Linked DNA regions of Mus musculus: all the other regions are linked to region 1. Evidence: chromatin loops called from intact Hi-C (ENCODE). Cell type or tissue: left cerebral cortex. All regions are shown on one strand.

Region 1 (2,500 bases):
TTCATTTAGAATCACTGAATAGGAGCATGTTGTGGCGGCTTCATCTTCTGGTACTTTAGTAGGAGAATCTCTGAGTGTCTATTCTGAGCCATATCTTAATCTGCTGCCGGGGCTGATGGTATGAGGGGTGTTTAAGTGCAACAGACTGCACAAGAAGGACTGTGCTCCAACTTTCAGACCAACAGAACAACAACAAAGACCAAACTCTAAATCCACTGTGAGTAAAGGAGCCATCATTTACCCAAGCATGCCATGGAAATAATAAAGCTTTCCAAGAGGGTTTTCATATTATTTTTAGACTTTGAGTAGGAAAGAGTTCTGAATCTGAGGAGGGGGGGGGAAGGGAGAGAGACAGACAGAGAGAGACAGAGACAGAGATAGCTAGGCCACGTGTGCACAATCAGGATGTGGGAAGAAGAGAGAACCAGGAGAATCTGAAAGCAAACTTTAGGATGGGACTAACTCCATAGCTCCGTGTCACTCCATAGCCCTATGTCAGCGCCCCTGCGACACTTCCAGGGTCTGATTAATTCTCTAGGAGCAGTATAGATTTCCCAGTTCTCAAAAGCAGTCACATTACTTCTCCAAATGTGTGTGTGTGTGTGTGTGTGTGTGTGTGTGTGTGGTGTGGTGTGTAGGATCAACAAACAAATGCCACCTGTTTAATGTATATAATTAATGTATATGTCTTTGAGGTAATTCTATTACTCCTCACCTCCGAGAATTCTGGAGCTTTCCTGAATACCTTGATTGCTGTTGTATAAGGGAGGGCACAGTGTTCATCCTAATTACTATTTCCATCCTAGAAAGCCCAACTGGAGTCGCATGAGAATTTACCAAGAGACACAATTTAATGTCAGTGTAAGGAGATTTTCTGGAAACTGATTCCCCTAGCCTTGCAGGACTCAAAATTCTTTCCAACTGTGGCGTTATGTGCCACACCTCCTGATCATCTAAACCTGGATACCTTGATCCCACAGAGTAAAAGAGTAAAAGATCAGGAGGCTATCTATGCCCTTATCTACCTACCGGCATTCATGCCTTGAAATCAGGTTAACTTTCACTGATCCTGAAGACCTTCGCATTCTGGAACGTCCCCACCTCCACTGAAAGTGGAAACAATTTGTAGACTATGTATATGTTGTTTACCTTCCTAAAATTCTTATGACGATGTAGGGGGATCCTAGCTAAACCAAGGAGTCCCTCTGCAAGCATCATCCCGGCCGGCAGGGGGAAGCAGACTCCAACCCTGCGCTCTCGGGGCCTACACAGCCGGGTGGGGAAGCGACTTCACTTCCCAGGGTCTTGGCCTCTGCTGGCCCAGAGCTGCACCCCACTCCCAGGCCGAGGACAGTAGAAGAACTTGGGATCCAGGACTCTACAACGCACGAACCAGCTCCAGAGAGGACTCAGCTCTGTGCACTCTGCTCTCTAAGGCGGGTCGCAGCTAGGCAGTGCGCCTGCGCAGAACTGCTTCCGGATTGAGGGACTACTCTTGCGCTTTTTCCGCTTTCACCAGCTGCAGCAAGTGCTCAAGGGTGCAGGTGAGCTGTGCATCCATCCCTTAAAAGAAACTTTTCATGCAAAGGCATGAGAATAAACCGTTCTTTGCTGAGCATCCGCCCTCTCCTTCAGTCCCTCGATCTTCACAGCAGAAAACAGTTCAGACGACCTGGGGAGGGAGGGAGGGAATGGCATCTGCCCTCCCACAGATCTTTTCTGGCTCATCCTTCCAATTTCCTGAATTTCTGCTTTCCTGGGGGCCCTAAATATCGCATCTGTCTTACTCTTTACCTTCCCAGAGGTGAGGCGTGGTGGTAGGTAAAGTTCAACCAAGACTTGCTTCAAAAATGGCTCTCATGCCCACTTAGATCATAGGTAATTAGTTTATTTTTATGTGAAAATGCTTTGTGCATACTTATTTACAGATATCTTAGTGGGTGGAGAAGATTCAGGAGGACCTGAGATGGTGGGGCTGCGGAGGGATTTTCAGTTTCCTATGCTAAGCAGTGAATAATTTTGTTGCATTGCATCCAGGACGTTTTCCAGTCCTATATCAGCACCTAGCCTCTGTCTGTTGCATGAACATGCAGTGAACATGCCTCCCTCTTCCAGCCACATTCCACAACTTTCAAGTTCTTACACCCTTTGGGGTTTGGGAAGCAGGTGCGGGGAGGCAAGTGTCCTTTGCTTTCCAGAAGAAGCCAGCAAGATAACTGACTTGTGTAAGTTTTCACAGTAAGCAATTGTTGGCAATGGATTAATTTTACCCTTCTATAGAACTAAACTCAGTTCTCTGTGGAGACGCAGGAATTGTGGGATTCCTGACAATGTAGCCAAGGATGGTGAGGCAGTGGGGGTGTGGGTGTGGGTTGGGGGGGTGGCCAGCCACTGGATAACTTCCACACAGGCTGTGTATTGGAGCCACCCACTCATTCTCTCAGGGCAGTGCGCTTGGAGCTGTGTGCAGGTCAGCAATGGATGAACTAGTGTGGGTTTG
Region 2 (2,500 bases), 280 kb before region 1:
AAAGTGATTTCTATGGAGTTGGGACTTGAACCTAAGACCTGCAACATGTTAACAAAGAGTTCTCCCATTGATGTGCACCCCAGGCCAAGCAACCGTGTATTTATAATAGATATTTGGGGAGGGCACTGAGGTGGGGGGAAAACACCAGTATCTAATTGGAATAATGCAAATGCCTTTACAAATGCATACACAAATGGGTGATTTTTAACTCTTCAGAGTCCTCAAACAGTGTCATTAAAATGGGCCTATCAGGATGGTAAAGACTAGGCTAGTTTAAAAGTAACAACCAAAAATTGTAAAGAGGAGTATGCATGCCTCTTGATTTTACAATGGAGTTTGTCACCCTGCAAAATCAGCATAATGTTTAAAAAGGTATAAGGGAGATAGTTTATCTTGCTCTCCAAAACTAGAAATTTTGGTTGTTGCCTCTCTTAGTTAAGACTTTCAACCCATTAATATGTAAACGCCTCTGATAAGATTAAACCATCAGTCATCTATACTTTCTCATGAATAAGATTCTTGTGGGTTGATATAAGGCCCCACTTAGTTCAAGAAGAGGATACACTGGACATGGGGGGCTTGTTTCTCATTTCAGAATCCTGACTTTTGTTTGACGGTGAAGGCTGTTTTTGTTGTTTCTTGTTCAAGGTGTTTGTTTTGTTCGAGATGGACCTCACTGTGTATCCCAGGCTGGCCTGGAACTCCAGATGGATTCTCCTGTCGCAGTCGGCCAAGGAGCTGGGATTCCAGGCTGCACCAACACCATATCCAATTCTAATAAAACTAATTTTAAAGTTCTTAAAGATGTCAGGGTTACAATTTCAGCTCTTAAGTCTCTCAATAACAATAGTGTAAGCCATAGACTGGAAGCTTGAAATAGAATTCAGAGCCCTGACAGGAGGGTAGTTTAGCCCTGTTTCGGTCGCCCTCCATTTGTTTGGTTACTATTCTGTAGTTCCACCTGCATCCTCCAGAGGGTGATGTTGTCACTCTCAGTACACTCAGAGCTTGTTGCCAAGGCTTCATGGCTAGATCTGTGTTTTGCTTGGTTAAAGAAAAAGTGTGGGATTTTTTTTCTGTCTCTATAAACCTACTTACGTGAATAATCATTAATCAGATTTTGCACATGGATTTTTGTCCTGTTGGTAATGGACCCAGAGCTCATTCTAAAGCTGGGTTTTATTTAGCCTGCCAACTGCCAACTGAAAGAGGTTGAACACTACACCTATCTAAAACTAGGAAGATATAAAAACTTTGAAAAATAAGTCTACTGCAGAATAAACTACCCTTCGAAGAAATGTGGAGTTGATTTCTCTGCAGATTTCAGTATAATTGCGTAGATATTCCTAGCTACATCACAATCTTATTAAAGATCTTGGATTTTGAATTGATTTTGGCCTACATTATTTTGAGATATAAAAATTATGAATTACATTGTTGTGTTCTTCAGAATCAGCCTGAGTGGATCACAAAGTCAGATCCACAGAGTTTTTTTGAAAATAGTGTTTGATTCTTCCGTGAAAGTTGTCTGATAATCTTGCCTAACCCCAAATCCCCGTCATGTGTCACTGGGATTGTCCCTTGCCCAAGCAATTGGCTTCCTCCGACAGATAGGAGCTAAGAGTAGAAGGGTGGAGCTTTACAAAGGTTCCCTGCCTTTCAAGGAGCTGTGCAGAAAGATCGGTGGAAAGGTGGGTCTTTTGTTTGTCTTGATTTTGTTTTTTAAAAGCAATATCTGATTATTGAAAAAAATGTAGAAAAGTGAGAGGAAAAGATAATCCATAGACCTATTTAATAACAAATGTTTTGAGGGAAAAGAAAAAGGTTTTATCAAACCATTTTGAATAGTAAAATGTATGTTAATGCCATCCAAAAGTCCCTGGAGGCAGGGGAAGGAACTAAAGGTTTTTAAGCAACTGACTGCTTTCATTTTATAAAGTACGAAATCAGCAGTCTTCATTCAGTTCAGCTTACAGGAATGCCAAGAGCTCCATTGCACCCCCTCCCGACGTTACGCCATGTACATAACCTGATGACGCCAGGTTAGCAGACAAAGTAGGTGGCGCACTGGCTCTCCTGTTGAGAGAACTGTATGACATGCCTCCTCAGACTCAGATGCCCAGCAAGGACTGTGCTAGAGAGCCTTTAGCTGGAGCCCAGCCCGCCCAGCCCGCCCAGCCCGCCCAGCGAGCCCAGCGAGCCCAGCACGCCCAGCCTGAAAACTGCGTACGTGAATCCACTGATAGTCATCTCGCAAACAGCTAGGACTGCCGAGTACCAGGCTTTGCTCTAAGCCCCTGGAACCCAGTAGCAAAGAAAGCACACAGTACCCTTAGTTGTAGACAAACAGAAAACCGAGTAGATGAAGTGTATTCATTGTGTTATCGGTGCCAGGAGAAAAAGTCAGGAAGAAGTGTGAGCGGGAGAGCTAGGGTGAGTTTGGCTTGGCTTGGTTTAGTTTGGTTTATTCTATGAGTGTGGTGTTTTGCCTTTAAGTATG
Region 3 (2,500 bases), 190 kb after region 1:
TGCTTCCATGGCCAGCCTGGAAAACTTAGCAACATCCTGTCTCAGGATGAAAAAAGACCAAAGATACAACTCAGTGTTAGGAGACTTGCTTAGCATATGCAATGCTGCCTTAGGTTGTTAAATATATACACACATGAAACTCCTGGAAGCAAAAATCATGTATTAAATTATTTTATGCTCCTACAGTAATGCAGTATAAAAGCCAGAGTTTAAAGAGGGCATTATTAAGAATATTTCATGTGAGACACACAGCATAGCAACACACACTATGAAAGAAACTAAATATTAAGTGTTATATCTGTTTAATACTCATTGAAATCTCCAATTAAAACTAGAGTCAAATGCAATTCTTTGTGACCACAGACATTCAAGATACATTACGATCAAAATATAAGATCTTAAAAATAGAGCATACTGCATAAATGCATAAATGATGCATTTATGAAAACTGTTTGTCATACAAGGATGAGGAAACCTGAGTTTGGATCTCTGGCATTCATGTAAAGATACTGGTTCTGGTGGCATACACCTGTAGTCTCAATGCTGGGGGGAGTGGAGGCAGCTGGATTCCTGGGGCTGACTTGCCGGCCAGCATAGCTAGATTGGTGAGTCAGGATTAGTGAGAGATTCTATCTCAAAAGATAGGGTGGAATTTGAGGAAAGCATTTGATCTGAACTTTATGTGCACTCACATGCACATCTGTACGCACACATACATGCCCACATAGGTACATACACACAGTGAGACAAATACACACACACACACACACACACACACACACACACACCACTCTCAAGCAAGCCTTCCTCCATAAACAGAATAGTTGTCCAAGTGGTCTTTTATGAAATTACATCTTCCTTCCTCCCTCCCTTCTTCCTTCCCTTCCCCCCCTCCTTCTTTCTATTTTTCTCTCTTTCTGCATACATATATGCCACAACCACATGTGGAGTTAGAACACAACCTAAAGTAGTCCATTCTCTCTTCCAATCATGTGTATCCCAGGGGTCAAATTTAGGTTGCCAGGCTAGGTTGCAAGCATCTTGTATGCATTTTTGAGATGCAAGTATGTTTGCAAATCTCAAAATAATGCATACTAGTTTTGAATTTGTAAAAATTTCCGTAAACTATTTCTGCATATAGTTTTGGATTAGCTAGCCACTTTTTCTTTTTAAGCACAATTATCAATGAAACTTGGATATAAACATTTTTTTAAGGGATAAGAGTTCATTCATTAGAAAGCTCCCATTAGCCCGAGCCCCAGATTTTAAAGTAGTATTTCACCAGTCACTTTCATGATGCCATCAAGTAGCTCATTTGGTTTGGTAATTAGTGACTGCAATAGTGTCATAAAGCGCCTGCTAAAGGCAAAGGAGTGTGACATTTTAATTAATCTGTGCAGCCTCATAGGTGGTAAATGTTAAACCTGATGGTGTTTTTCAGCTATTAAATAGCTCACTGATCCCTATTACAACAGTCATGGATTCCAGACAGGGAACTAGGCTCTGTTCTAAAAACTAAAATTTATGATGCTTTGGTCAAAAGTGGAAAGATTAGAGTTTAGAGAGAAACTATCTATTACCTATCTGATGTGATAGGTTAGCTGACTGAATCCAAGTTGTTTAGTAGTTTAAAAAACCCCCAACTCTATCTTCTAATTGTATCTTTAACCTCAAATTATTTATATCCTAATTACTGTTGAATCACTCATCCACAACATCCTAGCTCTTTACCATATTTTTCAACATCAATATTCTTATTCAGAAAAGGGATTCTGTGTTTGTTTCTTCTTTTCCTCCTCCTCTTCCTCCTCCTCCTCCTCCTCTTCCTCCTCTTTCTTCCTCCTCCTCCTCTTCCTCCTCCTTCTTCCTCCTCCTCTGCTTCCTCCTTTTATCTTTTTCTTTTTAAATTTTATTTATTTATTTATTTGTCTTTTCATAACATAGCTTCTCTGTAAAAGCTCTGGGTGCCCTGGAACTCAGTTTGAAAACCAGGCTGGTCTTGAACTCACAGAGATCAGCATGCCTTCAGCCTCCAGAATGCTGGGATTAAAGGCACATGCTCTATCAGACTCAGTAATCTGTTTGTTTGTTTGTTTGTTTGTTTTCTTAAAACCGCTTAGGCAAGATTTTTCAGTAAAAAGTAAAGAAAGTCTGGCGCTGGGGAACCTTGGTTTTGAAGGTCTAGATGCCGAGTATGTATTCACATACAAACTGAGGCACAGCTGGGGCTCCAGGTTCAGTGAGAGATCCTGCCTCAAAAAACCAATCCATAGAGGAAGCCATCAAATGTCAATCTCTGACCTCCACCCGCACATATCCCTCTATGTAGCCACTCACATGAACATGTATACACACACGTGTGTGCATAGTGCATTCACGATGCCTTAGCTTCAACAGGACTGGAAGAGATGGTCTTTTCTGCTTTATACATATTTTGTGAAGCAGAAATACAAAGATCTTAGACTGTCTTCCTCGCCTCCCCCACATAAGCAACCATTAC

Evidence for each region. A loop is a pair of places that touch in the nucleus more often than their neighbours do. Peaks named below come from ENCODE experiments on the same cell type or tissue, not always from the same donor. Only the 100,000 strongest peaks of a DNase experiment are listed, where the experiment ranks them.
Region 2: it touches region 1 in a loop (3-fold over the local background); 4 of 42 quality-filtered maps call a loop at or near these places.
Region 3: it touches region 1 in a loop (4-fold over the local background); 3 of 42 quality-filtered maps call a loop at or near these places.

What each region holds. Positions count from the first base shown.
Region 1 is chr1:21,217,346-21,219,845 of GRCm38, forward strand. It overlaps Tmem14a (transmembrane protein 14A), which reads left to right and starts at 1,230. Exons shown (of 5, transcript NM_029398.3): 1 at 1,230-1,544. All of the region lies in intron 1 of Gm28836 (a long non-coding RNA gene), which reads right to left. In left cerebral cortex, a CTCF peak has its summit at 1,234 (motif pointing right); DNase peaks (open chromatin) are centred at 461, 1,278, 1,414 and 2,154; H3K4me3 peaks cover 1,475 bases; H3K27ac peaks cover 1,518 bases.
Region 2 is chr1:20,938,260-20,940,759 of GRCm38, forward strand. It overlaps Paqr8 (progestin and adipoQ receptor family member VIII), which reads left to right. Exons shown (of 3, transcript NM_028829.4): 3 at 1-1,391. All of the region lies in intron 1 of Gm51618 (a long non-coding RNA gene), which reads right to left. Among named protein-coding and RNA genes, the nearest start is that of Efhc1, 12 kb to the right of the region's middle. In left cerebral cortex, CTCF peaks have their summits at 962, 1,889 and 2,088; DNase peaks (open chromatin) are centred at 982 and 2,046.
Region 3 is chr1:21,406,090-21,408,589 of GRCm38, forward strand. The region is part of intron 11 of Kcnq5 (potassium voltage-gated channel, subfamily Q, member 5); the gene reads right to left. Among named protein-coding and RNA genes, the nearest start is that of Khdc1b, 24 kb to the left of the region's middle. In left cerebral cortex, no CTCF peak of the experiment used is centred here; no DNase peak of the experiment used is centred here.